Regions from separate parts of the Homo sapiens genome. Here regions 2 and 3 are each linked to region 1. A link is a loop called in an ENCODE intact Hi-C map of the cell type or tissue named here. Cell type or tissue: B cell. All regions are shown on one strand.

Region 1 (8,000 bases):
GACACTTTAGACCTTATTTTGCTTTCTGATGGCCTTTGCCAGGGAAACAGACAAGAGATTCTCTATACTTAATAATAATTGTTACTACTCATTGAGTGTTTACTGTGAGCCAAGTGTTTTATTAGTTTTCTGTCCTAATTCCTATCAACCATTTAAGACGGCTATTAATATATCCTCTGAGGTTAAATGAGGATAACTCCAAGATCACACAGTTGGCAGAGTTGGGATTCAGTTTCAGAGTGACCCCAAAGCCAGATCTTAATCATATTTCTATATTGCGGCTATTTCTTTTGCCAACTCCTAATTTTTGGGCCTGATCCCCTATCTGAGGCTGAAATCTGGGGCCATACCCTTGGAGGGGAAGAAAGATAGGGTCACATAGACTGTTGTCTGTCATTAGCCCGTTTGGCAGGGGGATATAGGCTCTGCCCAAACGTAGACAGGCTCTGAGCCAGGTTGCACAGATGCAGGCAGTCCTCTGAGTCAGGCTGGGAAAGGCTCCAGATGAACCGCCAGACTTCTGTGTCTGAAACCCTGAGAGATAAAGAGGAAACTTGGGTGGCTCCCTCAGAGACAAAGTGATTCTGCAGGTTCAGAATGTGCTGAAATCCAGGCCATAAGAAAGTGGCAATAATACATGAAGAGGGGGAATGTGTGAGAATCAATCAACTCTCTGCTGGCAATTCTTGCTTGTAAATTGATTAATTGAATTCTTTCTTCTCCTTCTCTTCCCAGGCTGGATTTTGAGGACTGAGGCTCAAAACCCCCAAACCCAGATCCAATCCTTTTTACACCTTCCATTTCCCCACATGCCAAGTCTCAGAGCCAACTTGGCCCCTCTCACCCTTTTCATTTAGTCAATTTTTACTATAAATACTTATTATCAATTTTGTGCCAGACAAACAAGGACTTATTGGGAGGAAGCAACTTACAGGAGAGGAAGCTATTAAAAGATAAGTGCACAAATAATGAATGAGGATTGTAATACCTGCCAGGAAGGAAAAGCAGTATTGAATGAGAATGTGTCTTAATTCATTCCTGCTGCTATAACAAAATACCTAGACTGGGTAATTTATAAATAATACAAATTTCTTTCTTTTTCTTTCTTTTTTTTCTGAGACGGAGTCTTGCTGTGTCACCCAGGCTGGAGTGCAGTGGCGTGATCTCAGCTCACTGCAACCTCCACCTCCTGGGTTCAAGTGATTCTCCTGCCTCAGCAGATTCGAGTAGCTGGGTTTACGGCCACGTAGCTGGGACTACAGGTGCCCACCACCATGCCTGGCTAATTTTTGTATTTTTAGTCGAGATGAGGTTTCGCCATGTTGGCCAGGCTGGTCTCGAACTCCTGACCTCAGGTGATCCGCCCACCTCGGCCTCCCAAAATGCTGGGATTACAGGTGTGAACCACCGCGCCTGGCCGATTCAGATTCTTATTAGATCTTTGTGCTTATCTTCTAGCAGTTCTCCCTGCCTCTTTTGTTGCCCACTGAAGGCCATGCCCTACACTGTAGCTAGATTTTTATTTCTAAAATACAGTATGACTAGTGCCTCCTCGCTTTCACATTAAGGTTTGACCTCTCTTGCCTAGCATAGTTTGCTCAACCTCCTTTTCTTCAGCCTTATCTCCTACTTTTCTCCTGCAGGAACCTCTCACCTCAGTCCAGCACAGATTCCCATCTCCACTACTGTTCATTCATGTTTGCTCTGCAAGGATCTATCTGTCCATCTCTGCCTAGGAAATGACTATTCTGAATTCAAGGCACTCACTGAACATGTGCTAGATGAGAACTCACCATGGATGAAGCACTGGGTACTGGACAAGGGGCAAGATCAGCGAGGAGGAAAAAGCTGGAAGACAGAAGGCAGCGTATCTTCTGATGACCACTCCAAATGGAAATATCATTTCCAAAATAGACTGTAAGCTCCATGAGAGCAGTAACAGGGTCTGACTTGTCCACTGCTGGATCCCTAGTTGTGCTTGGTACAAAGTAGCATAGCAATTATTGAACTCTTCCAATAATTGCTACTATGTAGCTCAATAGTTTTTTTTCAGTGCATAAATACATGTGACAGATATTCTTTTATTTATTTTTTTGAGACAGAGTCTCACTCTGTCGCCAGGCTAGAGTAGAGAAGCACGATCTCAGCTTACTGCAACCTCTGCCTCCCGGGTTCAAGCGATTCTCCTGCCTCAGCCTCCCAAATAGCTGGGACTACAGGCGCATGCCACCACGCCCAGCTAATTTTTGTATTTTTTAGTAGAGACGGGGTTTCACCATATTGGCCAGGCTGGTCTTGATCTCTTGACCTCGTTATCTGCCCGCCTCGGCCTCCCAAAATGCTGGGATTACAGGTGTGAGCCACCGCGCCCAGCCCTTCATGTGACGGATATTCTTAAACTATCTTCCCATCTCCTACTGGAGTTACAAATGCATGGATCTAGACTTCTTAAAAGACTGGACATTCCTTAGGGCAGGGGTTGTAACTTAAGTCGTGTGTGCATTCTTTATAATGAAGCATTTTACAAAGTGGTTTCACATACATTACTGCTTCCGTTTCTCATTACAGCCCCATTAATATTCCCCACCTGATGAGGAAACTTTCTTCATTCTCCTTCCTGCTTCCTCTTCTCTCTCCTCTTCCTCTAGAATGCGTGTATGGTCTATGTTCCTTCTGTCTCTAATCCAGAAAGAGATTTAGAATAACTAAATGCAGAGTCAAAGATTATGTCCAAATAAAGTTAGAGTTTGTGTGTGTGTGAGACAGTGTTTTTAGTTAAATGTCAATATTTAAAATATACTATGACTTTTATACCATATTTTTTCATGTTGTCATGTTCTTTTAAACATGCTGGGAGCCATAAAGTTAGGAAGAGGCCCAGTAACCCGTCCAAAGTAACCTGACCAAAGTCTGACCCCTAGTAGAGGGCCTATGCCAGCACTGGAACCCAGTGTCTCCAGATCCAGAGGCATTCACCACCTCAAATCTGCCTCAAATGTCTGCAGTATGGTCTATCACAGGGGCTAATTAAGCTCATGGGATTTAGAGTCAGACAGATGTGTTTCCTTCAAAGTTTCAACAGTTACTTTCTGACCTTGGCAAGTTATTCAGCTTCCTCATTTGAAAACTAGAGGGCATAATGGTACCTACCACCGAGAGTTGCTATTAGGAGTAAATGAAAATACGCTTGAAGAACTCAGCATGGGCCTGGCAAGTAGTCAGCGTGCAGTAAATGGTAGCTGTTATTTTAAGAACTTTATTTGTTGAATGATTGACTCTGGCACATAACGCCTGCATTCAACTTGAAACACGGAGCTGTCACAGTCGTTCAGCTGAAGGGGCGGGAACTGTGGCACTTGCCAATTTTTTCTAGAAATAAATCTTTGTGGGAGGATAATGACCGGTTGGAGAGTGTGAGTCTTGAGGGAACAAAGATCGGATCTCCCGGCCCAAGGAGTACGGAAGCGAAGCCTCCCCTGCGCGCGGCAGCCACCGTGCGTAACCTCCCCTGAACCGAGTAGCAGCCGCCTGAGCCCACCCAGCCCTGGGCGAGGCTGCCTCAGAAGCCGGATTTCAGCAGAGTGGGTGCAGGATCTGCTTTAATTCTGCTCATCTTATTCTCGGGGACCACACCCTGCGCGCCGGGAGGAAGGGCTCCAAAACCACAGGGCGGAGGCTTCCGCGCGGCCCCAGACTTGACCATCTATGGTCACAGAACACACCGACCAAACAGGAAGTGGGGTGAGAGCGGAGGGTTCCCTACCTTCCCAGCCCCGCGACTGCCAGCCGGGCTGGGGCTGACCCACCGCGCCCTCACTGACCCCCACGCCCTGCGCCCAGTCTCCGCAAGTCCTCCCACAACAATGTCCAGACTAATTGCCTTCCCACGTCACAAACGGGGAAACCGAGGTATGCACGCCCAGAGACAGGCGGAGCGTGGCCTCGATCACCACCGAGAGCTGACGGCCGCCCGGATTCCCGCCCTCAGAGAATCCTGGCCCCCAGTCGTTCCAAGACCCTTTACGGACTGCAGCTTAAAGGAACCGGCCTCTGCCATTGAGACCAAACTGACAGAGGAACTGGTCACTCTTCTGTTCTTTCCAGAGAGGAGCTTAGCCAGGGACTTCTGCCCTTCCTGGGCCCGGGCCTCGGGGGCGATTCCGGGTAGGTAAAGCGGAACGAGGGCGTGGCCTCTCTTGTGAGCCCGCCCTCCCCGTGTCGCTCCCGCCTTGAGGGCGGGGCTCTTTCCCAAGTGCCCTCTGTGAGAGCCGGGCCGCTCTCTCCGGGGCGTGGCGAAGAGGGGCGGAGTCACGAGCGGGGCGGTGAGACTTCCTGCCCAGTCGCGGGCCAGCCTAGCGCTTCAGCCGGCGGCTCATTTCCGGTGGGGGCGCCGCGCCCAGTGAGGGCCCGGAAGTGGGTCGCGCGGAGATTGCTGGGCGGTTCTTGCCGGAAGCGGAGAGCGGCTGATCGCAGTCCGGAGGTGAGGCGGAACTCTGAGGTGAGGGTGTGCAGCTTGGTAGGGATTGGGGTCCCTTCCGGGGCCCATCGGCCCCTGGTGGTGTTAATGGCCCTTCTGGCCTACGCGCGTGTCATGAACCCTGCCGAGAGGGCCGGGGCTGAGGCCCTCAGGCCGACCCGGACTCTTGGGCGCGGTCTCTTGAGGTGGGGCCGGGGTGAGCAGCTGAGTCCGGGTGCCCCGGGGAGGCCCCTCTGCCCGATTTCGCAGCGCTGCCCATCAGCTTCAGCGGAGGCCTGATTCCTGAGGTGCTCTGACTGGAAGGAACCTCCGAGATCGGAGAGTCTTCCCTGTCTCCTGTTGATGCTCCCATTGCACTGATAGGTAAATTGATCCCTAGAGAAGAGGCTAGTCTGAGATATATAGCGAGTGAGGAAAAGAATCGGAATCATGATCCTGGTGCCTTAGATAACCAGCCCCAGTTCTTCCCGTGTTGCTCGGAACCTCTCTAACTTGGGATGGTCTTCCGGTCGGTGTTGCCCCGCAGGCTGCTGCAGGTTAAAGGCCAGCGCTGCGTGGAACTTTTTTTTTTCTCTCCTCCCAAATTGAGCCGTTTGAAATGCCTAGGGAGTTTTTAAAAGAAAGGCGGGCACATCCTTGTATTTACAGGCAGATATCCTCCCTTTCCTCCTCGGCTGCTGCTCTTACTTTGACAAGCCAGGCTAACATTGAAGGTATGTACTTCTGGACCTGAAATCAGACGGCTCAGGTTTGGTCTGGCCTCAGTGCTGAGTGTCTGTGGCCATAGGTGCCTTAAACTTCTTTCAGCCTCCTTTTGTTCATCTTTTAAGTGGAGATCTCTGCTGACCCCACAAGATTAAATTCAGCGTAACAAATTGTGTTTATTCTGTGCCAGCATTTTCCCAGATGCGGGGAATGCAGCTTTAAAACAAAACAATGTAGACCCTGCCCGCGTGGAGCTAGCAGTGTTTGCAGGGATGTTTAAGAAGTAATTATAAATGTTGATGAGTGTTAGGAAAGAACAGGGTGCTCTGAAAGTATGTAACAGGGGGTTCAGGAAAAGCCCTTCTGAAGAAGCAGAGTTTTTAAGATGAATTTTGAAGGATAAATAGGAATGCGTTCGAAGAGTGGAATGAGAACATTTGAGACAGGTTAGCATCAGAACTGTGTCAGTTGAAGCTCTTTGTGGGGCTCTCTCTTCAAGAGAAAATCCGGGGGCATATCAGCACATTTATCATTTACCAGACTTTTATTTAATTTATTTATTTGTATTTTTAGTAGAGATGGGGTTTCGCCGTGAAGGCCAGGCTGCTCTCGAACTCCTAACCTCAGGTGATCCCCCCACCTCGGCCTCCCAAAGTGCTGGGATTACGGGCATGATCCACCGTGCCCGGCCCCACCAGACGTTTATTAAGACCTTAATATGTATGAGGCACATTTTAATGAGATAGCCTTTGTGGCAAAGAATACAGTTCTTCTGGAGTTTACAGTGGGAGAGGAAATAGACAAGTAAATGAGGGATGGCTTACAGTGTCATAGTGCATAGCACAGGGCTACAAGAGCACAGTGGAGAAATACCTGAGCCAGGTGCCCAGGGTTCCAGGAGGAAATGGGAGGCTAACTCTTGAAATATTTATTTAGCTACATAGGGAATCCGGAAAAGGGATTTCCAGGCAGAGACTACTACAGGTGCAAGGACCTGGAGAACCGGACAGCTGAAAGACCATGACGAGTTCAGTGTGACTGGAATTCTAGTAATGGCTGGGGAAGTGGAGGAAGTGAGATGTGGTCAGGTCAGTCATATGTGGAGGACATTGTAAGTCATGCTAAGGAATTTGGATTTTTACCCTGAAAGCTATGGAGATGCTTTGAAGGGTTTTATGCAGGAAAATGATGTCGTCAGATTTATATTTCAGAAAGTTCATTCTGTCAAGTAGGAGGGGACCAGCCCTGTGGGGAAGTAAAACAGTGTTTGGAAGCTCTTGCTGTAGACATGGCCTGAACTAAGACAGTGGAAATGGGAATGGAGAGGAGGCATCAGATGTGAGCAATATTAAGAAGATAGAATCCATAGAATTGGAGGCTGATTATGGGAATGAAGAGGTAAGAATAGCGCGATTGCCTGGCTTTCTGGCTTAGGGAACTGAATGGGTAGTACCATTCAGATAGAGAGTATGAGAGGTAAATTAGGGAAGTGACATGGGAAAAAATGCATTTTGAATGTTTTTAGTTTGAGGTGTTTGTAGCACATCCAGGCAAAGATGTCTAATAAGGTGGGTCAGCTAAAGGAAAGAGCAAGAGTAAAGATACGGAGGCAGGAGAGGGCCTAAATTGTTCAGTGATACTGGGGCCTGGAGTTTTGCAGAAGACCAGACTGCAAAAAAGGTTAGATGTCGGCCAAGTTGTGAAGGGCTTTTTGTTTGTTTGTTTGTTTTGAGACGGAGTCTTGCTCTGTTGCCCAGGCTGGTGTGCAGTGGCACAATCTCGGGTCACTGAAACCTCCACCTCCCAGGTTCAAGGAATTCTCCTGCCTCAGCCTCCTGAGAAACTGGGATTACAGGCGTGCGCCACCACGCCCGGCTAATTTTTGTATTTTTAGTAGAGACGGGATTTTACCATGCTGGCCAGGCTGGTTTCGAACTCCTGACCTCGTGATCCGCCTGCCTCGCCCTCCCAAAGTGTTGTGATTACAGGTGTGAGCCTCCGCACCCGGCGTGAAGGGCTTTTAATGCCTTGTTGAATTTGTTTGGATTTGATTTTGTGGGTGGCAGTTTGCTAATTGATTTGCCCAGGTCCAGCATAAAGAAATTTCTGGGCTGGGCACAGTGACTCACGCCTGTAATCCTGACACTTTGGGAGGCTGAGGTGGGCAAATCACTTGAGATCAGGAGTTCAAGACCATCCTAGCCAACATGGTGAAACACCATCACTACTAAAAATACAAAAATTAGCTGGGCGTGGTTGTGCATGCCTGTAGTCCCAGCTACTTGGGAGGCTGAGGCAGGAGACTCGCTTGAACCCGGGAGGCGGAGGTTGCAGTGAGCTGAGATTGCACTGCTGCACTCCAGCCTGGGTGATAGTGAGACTCTGTCTCAAAAAAAAAAGAAAAGAAAAAAGAAATTTCTCGCTTTTTCCAGAAATACTTCCTCAATTGGGTAGGCATAATTGATATCTCAGAGAAGTTTAAATAAAATGGTAGCAGCAAAAGTACTTTGTAGAATACAGCCTGATGTGCAAACCAAAAGTGGTGATATTGTTAAGATTCAGTGAGTATATTTTTGCTTTGGAGTTTAGCTATTGAGTCTGTAAAATGTTTTGTTTCCAACCTAGGGATGATCTTTTATTCTCACCCTTTTTCCTGGTTGCAGTTATTTTTTTAGCTTTTAAAAAGTGACTTTCTTGAGGCTGAGTTAGAGACTAGCCTGGTCAACATAGTGAGACCCCTGTCTCTACCAGAAAAAAAAAAGGTGACTTCCTCCTTTCAGTTTTTTGTGAAGCATTGTGAATCAAATTTTTTTTTACT
Region 2 (8,000 bases), 670 kb after region 1:
TAAGAAGATGCAGTTGTCTGGTGTAGAGGGCTGCTGAGATCCAGGACCAGGGAAGAATGTTAGCTGAAATCCTAGAGATTCTGTTAGGTTCTCAGTCCACAGTAATGACAGGTAGAAGAGAAAGCTATAGTAAGAGTGAATGGATTCAGCTGCCAAATGGAATTCAAGAATAATTTGGGTTCTCTTCCCACTGTGGCTTGAATTCTAAGGTAAGTGTTGATGAGAAGTAGGACTTGAGGTCTTTTCCTTGCAAACTGCCAAGAAGTAATAAAAACTACGCTGAAGACCTTCATAGAGTGTTAAAGGTCATGATTGGGTTAATCTGGTACATCCGAAGCAGAGTCGGAGGGCCAGCTTTTGGAACAGTGATCAGACATTTGGTGGGATTAGTGGTGAAAAACCTGGGTTTCCAGCATAAAAAGTGGAGAATTTTATGGCTCCTGGTAGTCTTCCCATACTGTCCTTTATGGCTAAGGAGTTGCTTTCTGCAGGCCTGCAGAATATGCTAGAGATAGAAGAGAGGTGTTTCTTCAAAGTGGCTTCAGGGCCTTAAGCAGGTCTTCTCCCTTTCTGAACCTTAACCGTCTATAAATCAAGGAAGTTGAATTGGATGACATTTAATACTTTCCATTTTTTCAATGCTTATTCAGGCATAGTACAATATGCTTTACATATATTACCTTGTTTAATCCTTAAAATGGCTCTCTGGTATACATGGTGATATCTATACATTACAGATAAGGAAACTGAGGCTCAGGGTTAGTACAGTGTCATATAATTAATAAGTAGAGTCAGAACTTGAAACTAACACTGCCTTCCAAGTGCTTAGTTGTTTTGCCATACTGGCACTAATTAGTAATCAGCGAGGTTGTGAACATGTTCTCCCTATTCTTCTGCTCCCCACCCCCACCCTTCACATGAGCTGCTTTTCCTTGTCAGCTGACTGGCCCTCAGGTGTTCTGGGGCTAAGAGAAGCTCCAGTACAGATAAGGCCTGTTGGCCTTCTGCCTTCTCTTCCCAGGATGGGAGTAGCTATTCAGAATCTGTAATCTAAACTTTTGAGAAAAGAATTACAGTACCTATAACACATCGTGTTAACATAACCAAACTCTTTATTTGGATGCCATTGTGAAATTGTCTCACAACCCCTTCAAATTTTAACAGTGTACTCTTGTTAATGATTTACCTAGTTGTTTCATGCTCTTATAAATGTGGTTTGTTACTGGTTAAATGGTCCTAATAATTTAGTAGTAAAATTTGTAACAATTTATAGGGTGATATTTGGTCATACCATTGGCTAGGTCTCTAACTGGCATATCAAATTTAACATTAGTCAGATTTTTAAATTTTAATATTTATTTATTTATTTACTTGAGGTAGAGTCTCACTCTGTCGCCCAGGCTGGAGGGCAGTGGGATGATCACGGCTCATTGCAGCCTTGACCTCCTGGGTCAAGTGATCCTCTGGTCTCAGCTTCCAAAGTAAGTGGGACCACAGGCGTGTGCCACCACACCTAGCTAATTTTTGTATTTTTTATAGAGATGGGGTCTCACTATGTTACCCAGGCTGGTCTCAAATGCCTGAGCTCAAGTGATCCTCCTTCCTTGGCCTCCCAAAATGCTGGGATTACAGGTGTGAGCCAACACGCCTGGCCCAGATTTTTAATTTTTAAATTTGTTGAAGTTGGATAATGGTTTATGCTATCTACACATATATATGGCACCTAAGAATTTCCATGGATGTGCCCTGAGGTGCTCCATGTCTTGGTAAGCAGTGTGGTGCAGCGGAAAGAGTACCACTCTCGGTGGGACCCAAGTTTGAATCCAGATGTATGGCTAGGGACCAGTTTTTGTAACTTCTTTGAACCTCACTCTTTCTCACTGGTAGAAGGGTATTGTAGTGAGAATTAGAGGGGTAAAGTCTGTAATATACCTAGCACAGAACCTGGCACTAGTAGGTGTTCAGAAATCATTTCATTTCATCATGGGAAATGAGTGGAATGTAGAGAAGTTAATATGGCAGAGTGATAGGGCAGACCACCTTGCTCCTATTTCGGGTCCCTGCTGAATCTCTGCACATGTCAAGGATGAGTTCTCATGTATGGTCAAATGAGGAGTTTCTAGAAAAGAGCTCGTCTACCTAGCAAAACAATTGTATTTTTCAGTCCTAGGATATTTAGCTTTGGTGGGAGGAAGCAGATCTAAGGAGATTGTTAAAGGCCTCAGGTAATGAATGGTGAGATGCTTGTATTTGAATGTGTTGCTAAAAAAAAATAATGAAAAGAAAAGAAAAACATGCTAATTGATTTTCACCACATTAGGAGCTGCCTCTTAAAAAACCGAAGCAGTTGGTCCAAAATCCATAAGAAAATCTTTGACTACCACTGGTAGACTTCAGCACCTTGGAATGTTTTCAATAACCACAGTGAGACTAGTAAGAATACTTATAATATCTCTTCTGAGATCAGCTCTGCTGTGCTTATTCTTAAAAATATGGGGCCGGGCGTGGTGGCTCATGCCTGTAATCCCAGCACTTTGGGAGACCGAGGTGGGTAGGTTTTCTGAGGTCAGGAGTTTGAAACCACCCTGGCCCACATGGTGAAACCCTGTCTCTACTAAAACTACAAAAATTAGTCGGATGTGGTGGTGGGCACCTGTAATCCTAGCTACTCGGGAGGCCGAGGCATGAGAATCGCTTGAACCCAGGAGGCAGAGGTTGCTGCGAGCTGAGATCGCACCGTTGTACTCTAGCCTAGGTGACAGAGGGAGACTCTGCCTCAAAAAAAAAAAAGAAAATTTTTTTATATATATATGGTAGAAGGCTGGGGTGCAGTGGCTCACTCCTGTAATCCCAGCACTTCAGGAGGCCGAGGTAGGTGGATCACTTGAGGTCAGGAGTTCAAGACCAGCCTGGCCACCATAGTCAAACCCTATCTCTACTAAAAATACAAAAATTAGCTGGGCATGGTGGTGGGTGCCTGTAGTCCCAGCTACTAAGTAGATCACTTGAACCCAGGAGGTGGAGGTTGCAGTGAGTCAAGATCACGCCGCTGCACTCCAGCCTAGGCAACAGAGTGAGACTCCATCTCCAAAAAAAAAAAAAAGAGAGAGAGAGAGAAAAATTTATCCTCGTCCAGGCACAGTGGCTCACGCCTGTAATCCCAGCACTTCGGGAGGCAGGGGCAGGAGAATCCCTTCAGCCCAGAAGTTCGAGACCAGCCTGGGCAACATGGTGAGAACCCATCTCTACCAATTTAAAAAAAGAAAAAAAAAAAACAAGAAAAGAAAGAAATAGAAAAATTAGCGGGGGTGGTAGCACACACCTGTAGTCCTAGCTACTCAGGAGGCTAAGGTGGGAAGATCGCTTGAGCCCAGGAGGCGGAGGCTGCAGTAAGCCGAGATCGTGCCTCTACACCCCAGCAACACCCCAGCTTCGGTGACAGAGCCAGACCCTATCTCAAAAAAAAAAAAAAAAAGAATGAAAGAAATAACGAATTTATCCTCTGGAATGTCAAACTCTGTGACTGCCCTAAATAAATCAGTTAGTCCATCAAATTATAATGTGCTTTTAGTAATACATCGTCAGCCCTCTGCATCTAAGGATTTAACCAACCATGGGTCAAAAATATTTTTAAAAATTGTGTCTGTACGGAACATATGCAGACTTTTTTTCTTGTCATTATTCCCTAAACAATACAGTATAACAACTACATATATAGCATTTACATTTTATTAGGTATTATACATAACCTAGCGATTATTTAAAGTATGGAGGAAGCTGGGCAAAGTGACATGCACCTGTAGTTTCACCCAAGTTGGAAGCTGCAGTGGGAAGATTGCTTGAGCCCAGGAGTTTGAGGCTGTTGTGCCCTGATTGTGCCTGCATAGCTACTGCATTGCAGCCTAGCAACATAGTGAGACACCATCTCTTAAAAACAAGTATACATGGGAATGTGCAAGTGTTTTATGCAAATACTATACCATTTTATATTAGGGACATGAGCACCCAAGGATTTTGGTATCCATGAGAGGGTTGGCTGGGGAGTATCCTGGAACCAGTCTCCCATGGATACCAGGGGATGATTGTATTCACTAATGTTCTAGCTTTTTTGTCATTCCCCCCAACCCCTTATCATTATATTTCCTTCTTAGGTTCCTGGTTGACTTTCTAGAAATGCCACTTCCATTGTCCCTGCCGCTAACTTCATACATTACCTTAAAATTTTCCTATTTAAATTAGTTTGTGTTTTAAAATAAAGTGCTTTGCCTTGATACCAGTCTGTGCCTTTAAAGTGCCACTAACATAATGACAGATGCCTTTTAGAAATCATGCAAACTATTGTATGGCCATTGGCATCACTCTGTTAGTGTTAAAGAAGCTGTATTTTCTTTGGATTAGCCCTACCCAGTTTTGTTTTTCTTCTGTTAATGCTCAACAGAAAACTGAAGATGGTCACAACTTTCCGACCTTGTGCACATTGCTTCTCTGGTCTATTGCCATAGGATACCGTAGCAGTATCTTACAGACATCTTTGATGGCCAATCAGAAGCAGTTAAATTACCTTAAATTTTTTAAATGGAACTCTGACAGCCAATAAGAAATCCCGTGGGTGGGAACACTAACAACCCTTTGGCTTGTTTTTAAGAACAATTCTAAATTTTCAATATTCTGTTTTAGAAGCACATGATGCCCTAGTGCAGCTGCTATGTGCATTTGCCAGACATTTCCACGCCTTAGAGTTCCCCATAGTTTGAAGTCTGAATCTGACCCCTGTTCTGCTTCTCAAGGTAACTTTAAAACAGGAAGTGTACAAAAGAGGTAACTGATGACGTGAACAGCCAATCGTGGCTTTGTGTTCTTAGCCGATAAAGCAGTTCAGCCAATGGGACCACTGTGGAGGCAAGGTTTGGTGTCAAATAGCATGCTAGATTGAATGCCTTTGACTGTTAAAGTGGAAGGAGGCTGCAGGGCTTCATTGGAGCCTCGGAGTTTTTCACTGAGGCAGGGGTCAGCTGAAAGACAAAGAAAAATGGCGAATAGTTTGTTGGGGGGTGGGAGGACAGCTGTTCGGGTTTTCAGTGGAGTGGACATTCCAGACTCATGTTTCTGCATCTCCTGCTGCCTTTTGTTTCCTCCGTCCTTTGGGGGGTAGGGATAGGAGTGACTTAAATTCTCCCAGTCGGTGGAGGTATAAATAACTACATGTAAAATTAATGCAGTTCCCGGTAAGTTTAATTCTTTGTTTTGTGTTGAAATGATAGAAACTGTTTAGCTTCAGAGAGTGTAGACAAGTTGCACTGTTCAGAAAATGGCCACTTTACATTCCATGCATACCTTTTGGTGCACCTAGAATACCTTGCTGTGTTTAGATTTTGCATGTCCTTCAACTAGGATTTCTTTCCTAGTTGGGTATCGACAAGATCAGGTACATGGAGAAAGGCTAATCATTTTTCAGGGGCACACAGAAGCAAAACACTTTTCTCTTTGCATTGGGTAAACTTAACTGTTTTCCAAATAATTTTCCTTTGTTCAAGTGCCCTGAAGCTTTCCTACGGAATAAGCTGGGTTGTTGTGAGAGTTTTTCTATTTCCATGCACTTTGTTGACATCTGTGTTTTCAGATATGGAAGCAACACTGTTGCTGTTAGAAATTTGTGTGAAAATACGATTTGCACTGCTGCAGGTTCTAATGGTGAAGGCCCACATGCCAGTGTGAAATTTTCCCATAACTTTCTTGATTTACCAGTCTACCTCTAGATTCTAATAAGTAGTAGTTAATGTAGTAACAATCTTTGTTTTTAATGCACATTTTAGCTTAGAATGCTGGTTAGAAATATCTTCACTTATATTGACAGTGATGAGCAAATATTTTTCCACAGATTTCACACATTTTGTCAGGTGTTGATTTAGTTCTTTAAAATGATGTGAGCAAAGTGCTTTCCATTTTTCCGTATTAAATATTTAAAATCCTGCAGTTTGTGAATAGGAAAGTTAAGAGTATAGGCACCCTATCTTTTGCCCTTGATATGTATATATTTTTCTCTTTATGGATATAAAGCTAATGTAGGTTGCTAATCAGTAACCAGCCAGTTCTCATGAACAGTGAAATCTTCAATCCCACATACTAAGATCTATAATACACCTGATTTTAAAATGCAATTCTTTGTTTTCTTTTTATTTGCAAATATGGAATGAAGGTCATTGGAACATTTCTGCAGCAGACTCAGTGTGGAGCCGTCAGCCAGCAGCACTTAGTCTCTGGGTACGGAAAAGGAGCAGGCCCTATTAGAGGAGAAGTTTCGAGGGTGTCGATTTGCCTTCCCTAGCTTCCCCTCTAATAAAGGATTTACCTTAGAGGACTGATAGGATTTAGATTCGGGGCTCTTGGAGTTGTAATGATATAGCAAGTCAAAGTTCCTGGATGCAGGCCTCTGTCGTTGCTTGCAAAAGTGACCTTGAAAAACTGCTGGGGAGTTGAAAGATTGAAGGACAAAGTTTGTTTATACAGATTTGGACTGAAAAGCTCTATTTAAGATGAAAAGAGACTGTACTTCTGATATTCAAGTCGAGTGGTTAGTAGGAATATGTTATAGATTCAGATTAGGAATTTTCAGGGAATAAGACAATAGGGCTGCATTCATTCTCTCTCCCACTCTTTTTACTTCCCTCCCCCCAGCAAAAAATTCTAAATTCTTTTGGTATGATAGCTGAGTGAACTGCCTAACAGATTCAGAATTCCTTGCATGCTACCTTGTCTTCTTTGTAATCTAGAGGGTTCTTAGTGAAGGGGATAGATAGTATTTTAGGAGTTCAGAGTAGTTGTATTTGTGAAAGTTTTGGGGAATTAGAATGCTTATAATAAGAAAATGTTCATTCTGGGAATTTAAGTCCTAAGATGAAGAAGTATGTGTTAAGGATTACATTTTAAGAGGTAGTTATTTTGATTTAAATTTATTTGTTTGTCATTGATTATTTATATGTTATCAGTTGTTCCAGATTATATATATGATTTTAAAAACAGTTGTAGGTGCTGACTTGACCCTGTTGGCCCTAGGAGAAGGCCTGCAGCAGGGGAGGCAAAAGTGAAGGTGTGGTACAGTATGAAGTAAACTATAAACTTGAGAACTTTGTGGATTTGGCTTCTTGGAAAGATGCCCAGTCACTGCCTCTAGCCGAGGTTCTTCACCATTCTCTTTGAGAATGACCCACTACCTGGAAAAATGCACATGGGCATGCCTGTACAAAACCTTTGATGACTAAGTTATTTTTTAGTGTATGTCAAATGGTATTTAACACTTCAGCCAGATAAATGTTTACTAGACAAATGAAGAAAACTTTGCTTCCAGAAAGAGCAAAGACCTTCTAGAGAGCTAACTCTAATTTAGGCCATGGGTGGCTGTGTGTGTAAGTGGGGGAGGCTTAGATGGGGTCTAGAGATATGGACATTTATTTACTCTGATCACAGTATTTGAGGCAGCATGGTACAGACCATTTAAAGTCAAGAGATCTGTGTTCAAGCCCCACTCACCTTTATCACCAGCTTTGTAGGTTTGGGCAAGTCAGCTATTTAGTGTTAGCTTCCTCACATGTAAAAATGGAACCTAAAAATAGTGTCTGATTTAGTGGCGAGTCTTGAATGAGATCATGTGTGTCAAAGTACTTTGCAAATTGTGAAGAGCTACATAATATTAGTTGTTACTAATCCAGACTATTTGGGGGATGAAACGTTTATGAAGATAGGTGTGGCATCAAAGAAAAAAATGCCAGTATTTTAATATTTGTAAAAAGGAGTTAGTTTAAACCTGACACATTTCTTTTTAAACTGCCTTCACCTGCATATTCCTATTTATGCTGACATGACCCTATTTATTTAATGCATATGTTGAGACCACCAGTCCTTTACTCATCAAGATCCTTGTGAAAGAATTTTAACCCCTTTGTCAAAATTTAAGGACCTCTCAGAATAGGATGAAATGGGTATGCTGATTTTTAAAAAACTCT
Region 3 (8,000 bases), 490 kb after region 1:
GGCACTATTCACAATAGCAAAGACTTGGAACCAACCCAAATGTCCATCAATGATAGACTGGATTAAGAAAATGTGGCACATATACACTATGGAATACTTTGCAGCCATAAAAAAGGATGAGTTCATGTCCTTTGTAGGGACATGGATGAGGCTGGAAACCATCATTCTGAGCAAACTATCACAAGGACAGAAAACCAAACACTGCATGTTCTCACTCACAGGTGGGAATTGAACAATGAGATCACCTAGACACAGGGTGGGGAACATCACACACTGGGACCTGTTATGGAGTGGGGGGAAGGGGGAAGGATAACATTAGGAGAAATACTTAATGTAAATGACAAGTTAATGGGTGCAGCACACCAACATGGCACATGTATACATATGTAACAAACCTGCAAGTTGTGCACATGTACCCTAGAACTTAAAGTATAATAAAAAAAATCAAGTCAAATCAAATCCTGTCATTCTCAGCAACACATATGTAACTGGGGAACATTATGTTATGTGAAATAAGCCAAGAAAAGAAGGTTAAACAACGCATGTTCTCACATGCAGAAGCTTTAAAAACTTGATCTTATAGAAGTAAAAAGGAGAGAAGAGGATACTAAAGGGTAGGACGAGTTTGGGGAAGGAGGGGATAGGAAGATATTTGTTAAAGGATAGAAAATTACAGCTAGATAGCAGGAATAAATTCTCATGTTCTATACCACTATAGGATGACTATAACAATAATATAGTTTCAGATAGCTAGAAGGAAGGTATTGAATATTCCCAACACAAAGAGATGATAAATATTTGAGATGAAGTATATGTTAATTACCCTGATCTGAACACTATACATTATACATATACACTATGCCTATGTATACACATGCACTATATATATACACTATATGTCAAAATATCACTATGTACCCCATAAATATGTACAGTTATTATATATCAATTTTTACAAACCTCACCAGGGTCCTACAAATTTAGGTACTGTTATTGTTCTCATTTTACATTTGAGGAATCTGAGGCACAGATAAATTTATAAACTGGCCCAGTGTTGCATACCTAATAAGAGGTAGTGCACTGATTCAAATCCAGGCAGTCTATCTCTGCAGCCCACACTGTTAGCCACTAGTATGTCAGAAATTCAAAACTTCAAAGTCAATGTCTAACCAACCCAGGAGCAGTGAACACCACCAGATGCCTGATCAAGGTCTTGAAATACCATCTCCCATTAAAAAGAGCCAGGTTCCTTGGAGAAATGGCTGATTTAAGGTCTGGGTCAGGAAATGAACAAGAGAAACCTGAAGCACCTTGTCATATAGATAACAAGCTATTGAAGACTAATAGGATCATTCCAAAAGAAGAGGACTCTCAAGAGCCAACTTAAAGAGGCTCCCAATGGCCAAAGATGTGACAGTTTGAATATCAGTAGGGATAACAATAGCAATAGATTGAAGCACATCAAACATGTTTAAATCTATGAGTTCATAATGATGCTCAAAAATTGGTCATGTTTAAGAGATAATTGGGATGTTAAGTTGAAAACTGGTAAATAAATTTTTTTCCTGACATTCCTATGTGAACTGTATACCTGAATAACTACATAGTACATGATATGAAGTTCCTCTTTATAGGAATAATCCAGCTGCTAAATGACAAAGGAATGATAGAATTAGAGTGTCCCTTTTTTACAACCTCTAAAGTTGTGGTATGATCATAGCTGACTGCAGCCTCAAACTCTTGGCCTCAAGCAATCCTCCCTCTTCTTCAGCCTCCCAAAGTGATGTGGTTACAGGCATGAGCCACTGTGCCCAACGTTTGTACTTAATTTTTTAAAAACTCTAAAAGAAATTGCAATTATGAGAAAATTGATAATTTGAACAATGACTCAATGTTTGATGATGTTAAGGAAATATTGTTAATATTTTAGATGTGATAATAATATGGTTTTTTAAGTCTTTATTTTTATTGGTGAAATTATATGCTCTGGGATTTGCTTCAAAATACTATGCAATGGGGTTGGGGGTAGAGATGAAACAGAATTGGCCCTGAGTTGATAATTATTGGAGTTGGGGGATGGATACATGGAAGTTCACCACTATTCTTTCTACTATTGCATAGTTTAAAATTACCATAATGAAATGTTTTGTAAAATTAAATGCCTAATTTTTGGGTTGCACAAAATACATACTGTTTCTAATAAAAATACATAAGTAATTTGGTCCAAAATACTTTAGATATTAAGATGTAATGAATTTATTCTACTACCCATGTCTTTAATATATGTCCTTTCTGTTGAGAGAGAGGAGAGGAGAGGGGAGGGGAGGGGACGGGAGGGGAGGCAGAGAGAGAGAGATGTGTTTATTGCATAGAAAATGCTAGTAAAGTCAGTGGGTACTAATATCACTTGATCTTAGCCAAAAGGCTGAGAAGCGATAATGGCTACTAATATCAAGCCAGTTCTTAATGGTGCCAGGCAATAGTACTACATTTCCTTAATCTATTCACTTGCTCACATTCATAAATCATACTTTATCGAATCTCAGATGCCATTGATTATAAGTTGTATTATTATTTTATATACTAATAAAAAACAATGCTCCTGATTAAACTATGGAATGCCATCACTTGTAAGACAGCAATTTCACAGATGTTAAAATATGAAAAAATCATGTTTCAAAATCATCATAATACGGTATTCATCTTTTCTGTCAAGTCTAAAATACTTTCCCCCTATCTTCATTTCAGCTTCCTATTTCACTGGGAAAATAGAAGCACTCAGAACAGGGCATCCTCTTTCTCCTACCACCATATTTGTCCACCTGTTTGGATCTGTACTTATAAACTCTGCCTCCCCTTTTATTTCAATGGAGATGAATTATCCATACTCTTACTTAGAATGATCCCTGTGATTGTGTACTGGATTCCATCCCTTCTCTTCTCAAGGACATTCCTCCGAGTAACTAGCCTGTCTATCCTGAATTGTGTATTTCCCGCCTCTACTGGATCTTTTGTTTTATTTTATTAACTAATTCATTTATTTGAGACAGAGCCTCGCTCTGTCGCCCAGGCTGGAGTGCAGTGGTGTGATCTCGGCTCACTGCAACCTCTGCCTCCCGGGTTCAAGTGATTCTCCCGCCTCAGCCTCCCAGGTAGCTGGGTTTACAGGCGTCTGCCACCACGCCCGGCTAATTTTTGTATTTTTAGTAGAGACGGGGTTTCACCACGTTGGCCAGGCTGGTCTCCAACTCCTGACCTCAGGTGATCTGCCCACCTAAGCTTCCCAAAGTGCTGGGATTACAGGCGTGAGCCACTGCGCCCAGCCTAGATCCTTTTAATTAGTACATAAACTTACTATAATTTCTTCCATCTTTTTTATTTTATTTTTTTGAGACAGAGACTAGCTCTGTCGCCCATGCTGCAGTGCAGTGGCGGGATCACGGCTCACTGCAGTCTCTACTGTCTGGGCTCAAGCGATCCTCCCATCTCAGCCTCTCAAGTAGTTGGGACTTCAGGCGGGTGCCATGCCAGGCTAGTTTTTTATTTTTTGTAGAGATGAGGGTCTCACTATGTTGCCTAGGCAGTTTCAGACTCCTGGGCTCAACCAATCCTCCCACTTTGGCCTCCTGAAATGTTAGGATTACAGGCATAAGCCACCACACTCAGCCCCATCTTTGAATTAAAAAAAAAAAAAAAATTAGAACGTGGAAAAACGCAACAACAAAAGATTAACAAAATCCCTATCCCATGATAGCCTTATTTTTCTGCTCACCTTAAAAACAAAACTTCTTAAAAGTATTGCGTATATTTGCTTTCTCCATTTCCTCTCCTCCCATCCTTCCCTCCAACTCCTATCAAATTTTCATCAGACTTTATCAAACTTCCACCACTGCCAAAATGGCGTTTCAACATCACTGGTGACCATTGCTACAGTGGCCCATTCTTAATTCTCATTTTACTTGACCTATGAGCAACATTTGAGACAATGGGTCACTCCCTTCTTGAAACACTTCCTTCCCTTGGTTTTGCAGATCTAAACTCTCCTACTTTTCCATCTACTTCATGGATTATTCCTTCTCAGTCTTCTTTGTTGGATCCTCTTCACCTCTCCGACTTAACCTGGTGCATTGCTAGAAGAAACCCTGCTGAGTAAGAGCAAATTGTTTTTAGCATACCGCCGATTTTACTTTCCAGTATTTAAAAATGCTGTGTATCCTTTTAAATGAAAACGACTTAAAAAGCGTGGCTCTCAGGCTAGCAATAGAGATACCAACCCGGGAATCTCCGCACCACCCCCCAAGAGGAAGCAGCGTCTGACGTCTTCCGGAAACGAGCTCCACTGGCCTTATGGGAAATGTGGTCTCCGACGGATGGCCTACACCCGGGAGGAGTCCAGGAACTCTAGGTGGACAGTTACTTCCGCACACGCGTAGTAGGACGGTAGCCGGTATTCAATCTTCAAATCAGCGCCGCGGGAAGTGCGGGCGGGTGTTGCTCCCCTGTCTCTGGACGACGCTGTGACTGATCCCAGGCTTGGAGCCGGAGCTGCGAGCGAGGCAGTGAAAGGGTGGCAGGTATGGCTTTGCTGGACTCGGAGGACGTAAGAGAAAGGCGGGGACTGGCTTCTAGGTTTACCCTACCGAAGATAAAACTTTAGTCTCCAAGCGCAGTGACTTCAGGTTTGGATATGTGGGTCCTGTTCAACTCGAGTAGCTGAGAGAAAGCAAGAGTTGGGCTCCGACTGGCACTGGGTAGATGTCCAGGGCTCTGGTGGGACTGGGAGAGGCTCAATTTGCATTCCTGCTCTTGTAGGTCAAGGTCACTATGTAGGAGTCTGTTCATCTAACTGTACCTTTCCTGGTTCCAAGAGCATAGTTGGCCCGACTGGAGCCTGCGACAATTTTAAGCCGTGTCAAGGGATCCAGTGGAAACTGTAAGCTATTTCAAGGGATCCAGGAAGAAAGCATTCTTGAGAAACTGCTATGGATTAGAAGGGTATTCTCAGCAATCATTTGAAGTAAATGCTATTACCATTTTGCATATGAGTTAACTGAAGCTGAAAGGTGAAATTACTTGCCTGGACTCACACAGCTTAGTAAGTGGAAGAACTGAGATTCAAACTCAGATACATTTTCTCCAAATTTCTTTTTTTTTTTTTTTACAGTATAGCATTCCTGCATAAAACAGAGTTGGGTTTATTCTCCTGAAATGTTTGAGCAATGAATGCTGAGTAAATTTCGATTTGTAGTCATTTTGTAGAGTCTCTTGGTGTATCTGCAGATCTTCCAGTGCAGACTGTGTAAATGAAGATGTGAGTCCCCGGTTTGCCCATTATACCCTTTCTAGAGCCCCAGCAGTTCTAAGCTCATAGGAGATGGCGAGTTTCTACAGAGAGAAACATTTGGAGTTTAAACTGAAGGATCCAGCTTAACAAAAAAAAAATAAAAAAAAGTGTTCCTGGGTCCCTGAATCCAGCCTTCTCAAGAAAGCCCAACCTAATTTGCAATCTCTTATCCCAGCGTCAGAGTAGAAACCAGAGAATCACAGGAAGGAATCATTTTTAGACTTACGGAGCTTCAGAGACCAAGCTTTTAAGTGAGTCAACTCATTCATTATTTCTTCAGGATAAATTTCTGGGAGGAAAAAAAATAACTGTTTCAAGAGGAACCACTTGGTGCTAGATCAGTAGGACAGAAACATATAACATCCTTATCTAAGCTCCATATATTCCTAACAATCACAAGTAGAGATCTGTGCTTATGGAACATGGACTTTTCTGTCTTGCTAGAAATGTCATTCTCCCCCACTAGGTGGCATTTTCTGAGGCTGCAGTGTGGGTACTTATGGTCTGATAGAGCAGGGTTCTACTTTGCATGCAGTCCTGGTATCTCAGGTCTTTCTATTCTCTTCCCCATTTCTACTTTCATAGATTTCTGTGTAAGAGCTGCAGAAAATGATCAGCTTCCAGGTAAGGTATCCATCTATTCATCCAGTTGTTTAAATCTCCCAAAAATCCATATGATAAAAAGGAAATGTATGGTCAGGAAAAATGTAAACCAAATAAAAGATCAAGTCTAAAAGGAAATTTAGAAGATTGGTAAGTTGATATTCAAGTCATAGGGTTTGCAGATGGTTGGAACAAATTTGAGCTGCAAATGTGTACTCAGTCTTCCTGGAAATCATAGTAAATGGATAACCAGCCAGTTAAAAAGTATTGGCATTGCTGTGAAGATAAAGCAAAATTATTCTCCTTGTAAGTAAAGTTTTTCCTGACACAGTTCTTTGAAGAAAATCTTTTCTAATGAGTTTTCACATAGATAACATTAGAAATAACATTCACAGCAGCAGCCTGCGATAAATACAGCATCAGGTTTCCTATGACTTTCTTAGAGTATTCCCTAGAGTAAGAACATAGTGCCAAGCAGCACTAAATGAACTCAATTTATAAGTCCAGGTATGTGGCCTTTTTAATGCCCACCTGGATCCATAAGTAAATCTTGTACCTTTTCCAGTCTCTAGCTATCCTGAGCATTTACTCTTCTACATGAATTTTAAGGTCATCAAAATAACAAATATTGTCAAGGTTCATAAAGCAGTATGTTAGGTATTCTTTTTTTTTTTTTTTTTTTTGAGACAGTCTTGCTCTGTTGCCTAGGCTGGAGTACAATGGCGTGATCTCAGCTCACTGCAACCTCTACCTCCCAGGTTCAAGCGATTCTCCTGCCTCAACCTCCCAAGTAGCTTGGATTACAGGCATGTGCCACCACGCCCAGCTAATTTTTGTGTTTTTAGTAGAGACGGGGTTTCACCTTGTTGACCAGGCTGGTCTCGAATTCCTGACCTCAAGTGATCTGCCTGCCTCAGCCTTCCAAAGTGCTGGTAGGATTACAGTTGTGAACCACTGCGCCCGGCCAGATATTCTTATTAGGATTGCATTAAACTTAATAGGTTAATTTGGAGAGAATTCATGACTTTTCAATGAGTCCTATTTATTCAGGTTTTCTTATAGGTCTTTTATTATAATTTTTTTTTTTTTTTTTTTTTTGAGACAGAGTTTCACTCTGTTACCCAGGCTGGAGTGCAGTGGCACAATCTTGGCTTACTGCAACCTCCATCTCCTGAGTTCAAGTGATTCTCCTGCCTCAGCTTCCTGAGTAGGTGGGATTACAGGTGCCCGCCACCACGCCCGGCTAATTTTTGTATTTTTAGTAGAGACAGGGTTTCACCATGTTGGTCAGGCTGGTCTCGAACTCCTGACCTCAGGTGATCCACCCATCTCAGCCTCCCAAAGTGCTGGGATTATAGGCATGAGCCACCGCACCCGGCCCTTTTATTATAATTTTATAGGTTTTATAAGTTTCTTATTGTAATTCCTGTACATTTCTTATATTTATTCTTACATATGGTTTTAGTTGCTATTGAGAATGAGGTAGGCCTTTTTTTCATTATCTCTTCTAATTGGCTATTTTGGTAAATAGAAAAATATGGACTTCTCTTGGCTGGGCATGGTGGTTCATGCCTATATTCCCAGCACTTTGGGAGGCTAAGGTGGGAGGATTGCTTGAGGCCAGGAGTTCAAGACCAGCCTGGGCAATATAGCAAGACCCCATCTCTAGAAAAAAAAAATTAATTAGCATGGCATGATGGCACACACCTGTAGTTCCAGCTACTAGGTAGGCTAGGGCAGGAGGATCTGTTGAGCCTAGAAGATCAAGGCTATAGCTAGCTATGGTCACAGCACTGCACTCTAGCCTGGGTGACCCTGTCTCTGAAGAAAAGAAAAGATGGATTTCTCTATGTTGAATTTATATCCAGCCAATGTACAGAACTCTTGTTAGATCTAAGAGTTCTTTAGTTGATTCTTCTATTTCTTAGGTAGACAATCATACATTCCAAATGGAGTTTTATCTCTTCCTGCCCAATATTTATACCTTCCCCCATATTTTCCTTGTCTCATTGCAATGGCCAGGACTTCTAGTCACTGCAGTTTTGAATAAACA

What was found. Hi-C counts contacts between places; a loop is a spot of excess contacts. Peaks named below come from ENCODE experiments on the same cell type or tissue, not always from the same donor. Only the 100,000 strongest peaks of a DNase experiment are listed, where the experiment ranks them.
Region 2: it touches region 1 in a loop (7-fold over the local background); 5 of 110 quality-filtered maps call a loop at or near these places.
Region 3: a loop joins it to region 1, with 35 times the contacts of the local background. A loop is called at or near these places in 2 of 110 quality-filtered maps.

Annotation. Positions count from the first base shown.
Region 1 is chr1:40,036,304-40,044,303 of GRCh38, forward strand. It overlaps CAP1 (cyclase associated actin cytoskeleton regulatory protein 1), which reads left to right and starts at 4,426. Exons shown (of 13, transcript NM_006367.4): 1 at 4,426-4,498. It overlaps LOC105378669 (a long non-coding RNA gene), which reads right to left and starts at 4,143. Exons shown (of 3, transcript XR_001738013.3): 1 at 2,588-4,143; 2 at 1,794-1,848. RefSeq lists enhancers at 3,444-4,077, 4,046-4,115, 4,078-4,712, 4,366-4,565, 4,636-4,725. In B cell, a CTCF peak has its summit at 3,131; DNase peaks (open chromatin) are centred at 2,588, 3,238, 3,568, 4,298 and 1 weaker place; H3K4me3 peaks cover 4,798 bases; H3K27ac peaks cover 7,821 bases.
Region 2 is chr1:40,704,392-40,712,391 of GRCh38, forward strand. All of the region lies in intron 1 of NFYC (nuclear transcription factor Y subunit gamma), which reads left to right. Among named protein-coding and RNA genes, the nearest start is that of NFYC-AS1, 16 kb to the left of the region's middle. RefSeq lists a silencer at 4,423-4,472 and an enhancer at 4,515-5,141. In B cell, no CTCF peak of the experiment used is centred here; DNase peaks (open chromatin) are centred at 4,820 and 7,580; H3K4me3 peaks cover 3,900 bases; H3K27ac peaks cover 5,174 bases.
Region 3 is chr1:40,527,214-40,535,213 of GRCh38, forward strand. It overlaps ZNF684 (zinc finger protein 684), which reads left to right and starts at 4,424. Exons shown (of 5, transcript NM_152373.4): 1 at 4,424-4,574; 2 at 5,930-5,968. The coding sequence starts at 5,954. LOC124904149 (a long non-coding RNA gene) reads right to left here and starts at 4,333. Exons shown (of 2, transcript XR_007066022.1): 1 at 4,275-4,333; 2 at 3,365-4,142. RefSeq lists an enhancer at 4,224-4,518. In B cell, CTCF peaks have their summits at 5,807 (motif pointing right) and 6,007; DNase peaks (open chromatin) are centred at 4,358 and 5,808; H3K4me3 peaks cover 1,623 bases; H3K27ac peaks cover 1,360 bases; H3K27me3 peaks cover 287 bases.